2 separate regions of the Homo sapiens genome follow, and region 2 is linked to region 1. A link is an interaction called in ENCODE POLR2A ChIA-PET data of the cell type or tissue named here. Cell type or tissue: IMR-90. All regions are shown on one strand. Each heading gives the region's core, and the rest is flanking DNA. Links, peaks and the distances in the headings are about the cores only.

Evidence for each region. Peaks named below come from ENCODE experiments on the same cell type or tissue, not always from the same donor. Only the 100,000 strongest peaks of a DNase experiment are listed, where the experiment ranks them.
Region 2: POLR2A ChIA-PET joins it to region 1 with 5 read pairs; 2 of 35 experiments call an interaction of 5 or more read pairs at or near these places.

Annotation. Positions count from the first base shown.
Region 1 is chr12:75,818,688-75,823,086 of GRCh38, reverse strand. The region is part of intron 1 of LOC105369844 (a long non-coding RNA gene); the gene reads left to right. Among named protein-coding and RNA genes, the nearest start is that of PHLDA1-AS1, 210 kb to the left of the region's middle. In IMR-90, for the core only: a CTCF peak has its summit at 2,126; a DNase peak (open chromatin) is centred at 2,016; H3K4me3 peaks cover 324 bases; H3K27ac peaks cover 3,383 bases.
Region 2 is chr12:75,583,148-75,587,546 of GRCh38, reverse strand. All of the region lies in intron 9 of LOC105369844 (a long non-coding RNA gene), which reads left to right. Among named protein-coding and RNA genes, the nearest start is that of KRR1, 74 kb to the right of the region's middle. In IMR-90, for the core only: no CTCF peak of the experiment used is centred there; a DNase peak (open chromatin) is centred at 2,026; H3K27ac peaks cover 1,508 bases.

The DNA of each region.
Region 1 (4,399 bases), core at 217-4,216:
TCTCCCTATAAGCATCTTCTCTGTAAAATGTCTTCATATCTGTCTGGTGAGACGGTTGGATAATCGAATGAAGTTGTGAGCTTAGCAGAATATCTGGTGTATGGAGTGTGCTAAATAAATGATCAATTTTATAAATTTGTCTTTGAACTTTATGTCATTAGATTTAAAATAAAAGAGGACATTTGTTCCATTTTCTTTGTATTTCCAGCTGAATTTACTGCCCTTTACTAACCACCCCAGCTCAAACCTGTTTCAGAGCCCATCTGGATTGTGGTCGTGAACTAGCCCTGACACTTATAGGCTCTTGCTGCTGCAGATTTATCAGAGAAAGCCTAGAGACAGCCTTGCTCTCATCTTCGTGTCTGCTCCACCCTTGCTCCTTCCTCAGTCTGCTCCTTACACATGCCTGCCATACTCCATGTCATGCTGCCAGACATGACAGATACATTCAGCTTTCTGTCTCATTCCCTTCTAAGTATTCCTGTTTGCCCTGGCATTCCAGCCCATCTCTCACCCCAGAATCTTTGGCTGGAGCCATAACTTGGATTGGACTTGAGCCAGTCATTTCCTCCAGTCCCAGAGACATCTACGTGGGATGTTTGCCCAATGGCAGCCAATCCTAGAAGTCTCAAATGTGTCCTTACAAGTTTCTCAGTGTGTCTCCTAGGCCTAGGTGGAGCTAGGTGCCTAGAAATGCAGAGTGCTAGACAGAGGGATGTGGAATTTCATGACACGCTTGCCTCGTAGACCCCTACAATAAGTTACTCTGTTCTACGCAAGAATGTGAAAGGGTCACCTTCCTTTCTACCTGGGTCATCAGGACACCTGGGGTTTCTCTCTTATGATCTAGAGGTTGATGTCCAGTAGGAATCTCTTTGGATATCTTCAGATGATCTGGCTGGGTTTTGATCCCTGCTTTGTGTCCATCTTTCCAGTCTGTGACATGGAGTGTGGATTGCAATGGGGTCTTGCTTCTTCTCTAGCATCTGTCTTTAACAGAGAATAGACCACTCTCTGGTGACTGATAATGCAGCCTTATGGGGCAGTTATGAGATTGCAGATCAAGTTGCACCCTGATTGATTCCCCAAATGTGATTGCCTCCTTTATTTACACATGGCTTGGACTAGGAGAAATGATCTGCCTCTGTGTCCTTTCCCACAGCTTTGGACTTGGTCTTAGACTATCAGTTGTTAAGGTAAAAAAAATTATTTTTATACTGACTTGGAGATTTGACAAAAGTTCTTCTAGACACTAAGCATACAATAGATAGGGCTTTTTGTGATTTTTCCTCTTTAAGTATACAAGGCACGAAACCCTATAAAACATTACAAATTACCATACTTTCCCTGTATCAAAAATAAAAAAATTTACAGATTAACTTTTCCTTTATTCAAAATGGCACTAGTTGTAATGAGTTCCATAGTGGGGAATTATAGGCAATTGAAATATCTGCCTTGTTGAATAGAAGAAGGTGAGTAAGAACATTTATGTTGATTTTCAACCTCGAATGTTAGTCTGCGGATGTATGTGAGAAGTGGCAACACAGATCAGCTTTCTTAGCATTTATCTTGACTCTGGCTCTTAGGATGAATCACTTGTATCATAAGATTTGGGTTGCTTATCACTTCTGGAGATGCTTGTCTTTTTCTACCTACCTTTCTCTTGCCATGATCATGGGGAAGACTAGCACTATTTACTGAAATTCCAATGAGGCAATAACTTAGGAAAATGGCCATGTCAGTTATGACACCACTAAAAACCTGTTTAGTAAGAGAGCAGTTATGGGATTTTAAAAAACCATTGCAAATCACAGTCCTCCTTTAGCACTGAATCCTCCTTGACCTAATTCCCCCCCCCACCCCCGCCGCAACTCAGTTCCCCAGCTGAGCCTGTGACTTCAGCTTGTAAACTATCCTTGGCCTGGGATAGCCAATAAGGCAGCAAGATGCAGCTGTTCGACAGGGTGGCCAAAAATATAAGCGTAAAAGATGGATACATATTTTCCCTTTTTGATTGGTTTACATTTACCCCCGATTCATGAACATATTGTTTAAACTTGCTTTTCCAAAGCCCCATTAATCTTTGCTATTGGTTCGTCTCCTGTTTCCAAACATGACCTCACTCCAAGTGCCGCCCAGTGGTGAGCAACTCTGAAGTATTTTCTTTTCGCCATCCAAGAGAATCAGGGTGGAAGATTGCCGAGTTGGTGCTTGTTTAGGAGCTTTTCAAAATGAATCATTGGAGTGTGGGGATTTGATGTGGATTACTGGCCAAGTAATTATCGGAAGATATTAAGTATTGGAACTCAGGCTTTTGTATAAGTAGAATTAAAGCCCATGTCCTGGCACATGAGCTTGTCATTTGGGAGTGATGAAAATTATGTACCCTTGTTAGCATTTCTCAGTCCTTTTCATATTATCTCTCTCTCCAGTTACCTTCCCTGTTATTCAAAAGGTGATTTTGGGGTAAGATTCAAAGTCGTGAGATGAGGGCTGAATACAAGGTCATAGTTTTTCATTTGGTGTCTAATCTTCTATCTTTATTCTCCAAGGGTCCATTGACTTTTCTCTTTCTTTCCTCTCAAATGACAAAGAAACTGAGTGGTTAGCCCAGAGATTAAATTCCTTATCCAAGGGGCCACACAAGTCACTCTTAACCCATGAGCTATAAGTTACACCCCAACATAAATCTCTAAAGGTTGAGCAACTCTCATTTTTTTTTTCCCTAGGAGATAGGGGTGTTACCTTCAATTTTGTGATGTCTTTTTTCATTTTTAACAGATGCTACAGTTAATTGAGTGCTCCAGGAGTTCAAGCTGTTATCCCTTGTTAGATTTGCATAGCACATTGTGCTAAATAACTTTCATGTCTGAATGCCCCCAGAGATGATAATGCTGGAACCTTTTCATAGTCTAAAAAGGTTAACTCATCTGACTGAATACACTGAATACACATATACTAGCTGAATTAAAAAGTTTATGGAGAGTAGTCTAAAGGAATAAAACTGGAGCATTTCTCCCAAATTTTATGGTAATTTTTTTAAAAGAGAGAAGAAAAATATAGAATTTATCTTAAAATGAATTTAGTTGAGGAAGAGAGAAATCAGCAGCAGGTGAAAAAATGCCCCAGGAACTGGCAAGAACTGGTTTCATCCTGTGAGTTGAATTTTCATGTTTTATTTGTGTATGGTTGTTCCTTTTCAGATATGCCAGAGGGAAATAAAAAATAAGCAAAAGAAATCCCGTTTACCTGCCAGGGAAAAAGAACAAACAACCAGGGACTAACACCTCCCTTTTCTTCATCTCCCACATGGGGCTGACTGTACGCAGAGGGTGACTGGTATCATCACCTGGAGAATAACCACTAACACTTCTGTAGCTCTCTCGGTACCTGTGTCACACACTTTGCATGCCTCATTTAATCCTCTCCACAACATTATGAGCTAAGTACAGCAGATTAATATCCCCATTTTGAAGACACCGAAGCTAAGGTTTAAAGAAGTAAAATGCCTAAGGTCCCATGGCTGGGAAGTGGAAAAGCTAGGCTTCGAACCCATTCTGCCTGATTCCAGACCACATGCTCGTAAGTGCATCCAGTGCTATCTACATCCTTGGTACAGGATATCAGTCCTGTGCTCCTTTGGAGGCTGGTGCCTGTCCAGTGACTGTAAAGAGATAAGTTAGTTCTGGGTCAGCAAAGAGACCAAGAACACCTCCCCTGTAACACATCATTTACCAGGCCAGCTTTCTTTCACTAGGCATTGGAAACTTACTTCTTCAAATGTTATTTGTAGAAGATTTAGAAAAGTTATCAACATAAATAGCAGTGAACTTTTTAGTATGTTAGGATCAATCAGTTGACAAGTATGTGTTATACTGCATACTTAAGGTTGTGCTAGGTGCACATGGGGGTTGAGGGTGGCATATTAATGACACATATAAGCCCTTGACAAAGAAGCTTATAACCTCCACCATGTGACATGAGACTACTCAGGGTCAAAGGCATATATTTAAATGCTAAGTGCTATGATTATGAATGTTAAGATGCTCAGGGAAGGGGATGGTTTGTTTGAGTCTTTAGTGTGCTATTTGAAGAATGTGGAACTACTATGTCTAAGAGAACTGAAAGAATTTAGAAAGCAGAAGAAACAAGCACTAAAGAGAAAAGTTGTTTTTATTATTTATTACATGCTGACTGCATACCCAGTGGTGAACAAAGAATAAAAGGAGGGACTGCTGGAAACATTGGGGAAGGCGCAGAACTGGCAGGCTTTTATTAGGTACGAAGATGAGTGTCACATCAGTTCATTGTCTTCTGTACCAATATTAGGATGATGGACTGAGGGCTTCAAATTTGGTTTTATATGGTGTTTGCAAAATGTTTATGGTTAAATTCTAAG
Region 2 (4,399 bases), core at 230-4,229, 240 kb after region 1:
TGTCTATCACTCTTTGGATAGATGAGAAAGAGCAACCAGGCCAACTGCAGAAGCACATTACTGGCAGAAGGGCTGCTGTAAGCAAAGGCAAAGAGGTGCCTGCAGGTCCCACATTGCCCAGGGGAAGATGGTGTTTTAAAGGAACCGTTCTCACCTGACCTAGTTAGAAGGCTACATATTATCATTCATTATCCAATTCCATTTTCCATTTACCATATTTACTTTTATTTCCCCAGAAACCCTTTTTTTTCTGCCTAAATAGGAGACATGAGAGAGGAAGGCAGCAACCAAGGCAGACAAATCTGACAAAATAGTATCAGGACGAGGGTGAATGGCGACATGCAACAATATTTGAGGTGTTTTGGTGTGGTTTTTAAATTATTATTATTATTTTTCTCTTGAATGTTTTTAGGTGTTTAAGTGCATATAAATGAGACGATTCTATGAAACTCGCAAAAAAATTCTGACCAAAGAGAGTCTATCAGGGCACACTGTCAAAGGTTCTAAGCCAGGGATCCCAATATCTCTCAAAATTGCCCTCAATGGAGTCAATGATAGAAAGGTCTTATAGGGAAAGAGAAAATGCAAAAATGGGGGCAATGGCTCCACACTGAATTGTTGATATTTCTATTTATTGTCTCTGTGCAGTGGAGCAGAGACCACACCAAGAGCCAAAAACCCAAATCTAGACTGGCCTCACATCTCATAGACGAGCTTAGAGTGGAACTGCTCACCTGCAGGAAAGAACACAGCAAGCAGGAACTATGCTGTGGTGTTGTCTTGCTTGGCCATCACATCCCTGCTTTTATAAGTGATTCTGTGGTCTTCTACTTTTTCTTCTCCATTCCTCAAGTAAACCCACTGAAGTAAGCATGATTTGTTTTTCCTTTCTTATCAGTTTTCAAAAGAAAGCACATCTTTAAAACTCTTGAAATGTTTACAAGGATTTCTTGTGCAATGAAGGGAAAATAGAAAATACAGACAAACAAAGATATACATGTATCTTAAAATCACTTATAATCTCACTTCTCAAAAATAACTATTAATACTATAAGTATTTGTAAGGAATTTCTGTCCTGAAGCCTTTCTTTCAAGGAAACAAGAAAAAAAACTTACGTCCTTTCCAACATGAACATACACATGGAGGCATTAATGTATATGTGCTCATCTATAAGCTGCCTTTCTCTCTTAGCAATAAGTTAGTTAATGTTTTTAAGGCTGATTGTAAAATCTCAAAATAAATTTATAAGTGTTAAATTTTAGCTTTTCTCAAAAATTTTTCAAATGATTCTGAGAGTTTCCTGGGACATCTCATATGAACTCTAAAAACAATCTTCTCTGCTATTTTCCTCTGTCTCCTTCATTGCTTTATCCTATTCCTATTAACAGCCCAAGTGTGGCTATATCTTCCTCCCCTTCCCTTTTCCAGCAACAGGATCTTTGCTGCTGGTGGTGGCATCTGATGTCTGGGAAAATGTTCCTGATGCTTAGTGCCCAAGATATAGTGGTCACCCCTTATCTGCAGAGGATACATTCCAAGACCCCCCAGTGGATGCCTGAAACCTTGGATAGGACAGAACCCAACTGCCATCCATTGGAACACATTTGTGTTCATGGCTTCCACCTACAAATTTAATGCCTTTTGCATCTTAACTAAGCACTCATCATACACTGTGATAAATTTTTGCAGTTTGAGGTACATCAGCAAAACTAGTACAAATTTCTTTTTCCTTCTTTACAATTTCCTGGATAGAAGATTTGTTCTTATTGTAGATCTTAGCAACCTCTGCATTTGATTTTGTTTCTTTCCTTAAGTTGAGAACTTTCACCTTTCCACTTAAAGGAAGCGCTTTACAGCTTCTCGTTGGCATATCTGAATTGCTAGCATCACAACTCTTGCACTTTGGGGCCATTATTAGATAAAATAAGGGTTGCTTGAACACGAGCAGTGTGATAGTACAATGGTTGATCTAATAACTGAGATGGCTACTAAGTGACTCATAGGCTGGTGGCATGTATAGCATGAAAACGCTGGAAAAAAAGATGATTCACATCCCAAGCAAGATGGAGAATAGCACACAGTTTAAAATTTATGAGTTGCTTATTTTTGGAATTTTTCCATTTATTATTTTTAGACTGTTTTGACCATGAATAATAGAAAGCACCAAAAGCTAAACTGAAATCAGTGGGGGCTAGTGTATATATATCTGCACTAAGTGCCATGTCCTACTTTTATTAATGTCATTGAAACTAACAGAGTTGTTTTTTCGCTCTTAGTGTACCTGATTTTTTGTCCTTTATTCTTTTTATTGAAGCTTCCCTTTCCCTAGAACTTACGCATTCATCTGCTCATTTGGTCAACAGATAAATGAATGAGGTATTAGGAAAAAAGTAGACAGCAAGACAGACATGGTGCCTGGCCTCTTGGAACTGATAAAATAAAAACTTCAGCTGAATTAAATTGAAAGGGATTTAATTGAGCAATGAACGATTCGCGAATTGGATGGCCTTCCCAGCCAGAGTAGGCTCAGGGACTCCAGCGCAGCCATGTGTGGAAGAAGATTTATGGACAAAAAATGGAAAGTGGCATATAGAGAACAGAATTGAGGTACAGAAATAGCTGGATTGGTTACAGCTTGGCATTTGCCTTATTTGAACACGGTTTGAACAGTTGGCTACGTTTGATTGGCCAAAGCTCAGTGATTGGCACAAGTGCAGGCTACAGTCTGTATACACCTCCACTTGTTATAGTTCATGGCATACAAAGAAACCCTTAGGTTGAACCTAAAATATGTAAGGAGACAGCGTTAGGCTGAACTTAACAGAGCCTATAGTCAAGTAGAAGAAACAACCATTAGCTTGTAAACACACCAACAAATGTGTATTTTACTAGGAAGGAAGACTGCAGATGCTATGTGGAAGAATAATAGAGAAAGCACCGTTTAAGTTGTGGACTCGAGGAGGCTGCTCTCAGGAAGTGAGTCCATGGGTGCTGGGAAAATGATAACCTGAGAATCAAGTACCGTCTTGTCTGAAAATCATTTCCACCCTGGTGCTCTAGCCCATTTTCCTAGAGGTCACCTTATGGACCCAGCCTCTCCTCTTACAATGTGCTTTTTTCCAAGATTCCTTGTCCTTCGATGAAAGAGTTCTGCAAGCCGTCCTCTCAAATCTAATTTCTCAGAATCCTAAAATAAACTCAGTTTACAAACACAGTTCAAATCAATTCATTTTTATACACCTTGATGTACAGCGATGGATAGAAATAGCTTCTCAATAAAGAAAATCTAATTATCCAGTCTAGAAGATACTTATAATCAAAGAAACTGCTTGATGAGATATCTATTAGAGTGTTGGTTTTGTTGTATTTTGTTTTGTTTGAGACAGGATCTCACTCTGTTGCCCAGGCTGGAGTGCAGTGGCACAATCACAGCTCACTGCAGCCTCTACCTCCCGGGCTCAAGCTGTCCTCCCACTTCAGTCTCCCACATAGCTCGGACCACGGGCACGTGCCACCGTACCCAGCTAATTTTTGTGTTTTTGGTAGAGACAGAGTTTCGCCATGTTGCCCAGGCTCTGTTAGAGTGCTTATTACTACTCATTGCTACTGTGTAATACAAGGATCATATGATAGCTTTTGCAACTGTAAAAGAATAATGGATTAGAAAGAAAAATAATTTTTCTTCTCAAACAGATTTCCTTTTGTCCTTTGAATAACAGAGTTTTCACATGAGGGACAGAGGAAGACAGAGAAAGATGGAGGGAGGGAGGGAGAGAAATCACAAAGCCTGCTCCGAGAGAGAGAGAGAGAGAGCACTAAATGGTTATAGCATTTTAAGTACCAAGGTTCTTACCGCTCCTCAGCTTTTTCTGGCTTAATGACCTAATATGAATGAGATAAAGTTATACTCCACTACCTTTGATTTATAGAGTTAGGCAAATGTCTCCTGCTCCATTTTTTTCAGCAATTTCATTTTTGTTTAATGACATTTCTCTCTCCTCTCCTTCTCTATACATAGACTGGGTGACAGGGGCTGATAATGGGTAATGAGTTGTTTCATAATAGAAGTTTATAATGTTAGCCACATAAAGACTTCCCCCATTCACAGGAGCCATTTATGTAAATATGTGAAGAAATTATAGGTCTGCCATGTCTTAGGAGAACAGCACCTCGAAGCCTGGCATTTTAAAACAGCTTTTAGACTCCTGAGCATAACTTCGGTGCAGAAATGAAAAGATATGCATACACAGCTCAGTGAATTGTCAGTGGCATGTCGTGAATTAGAGCATCACTCAAGAGGCTGTTTCTCTGCTCATTACTAAATCTGCAATTTTTTTTTTTTACCATGGCACTTTATGATGTTAAATCATGAAGCTACCTCCAAAAAAAATCTTATAA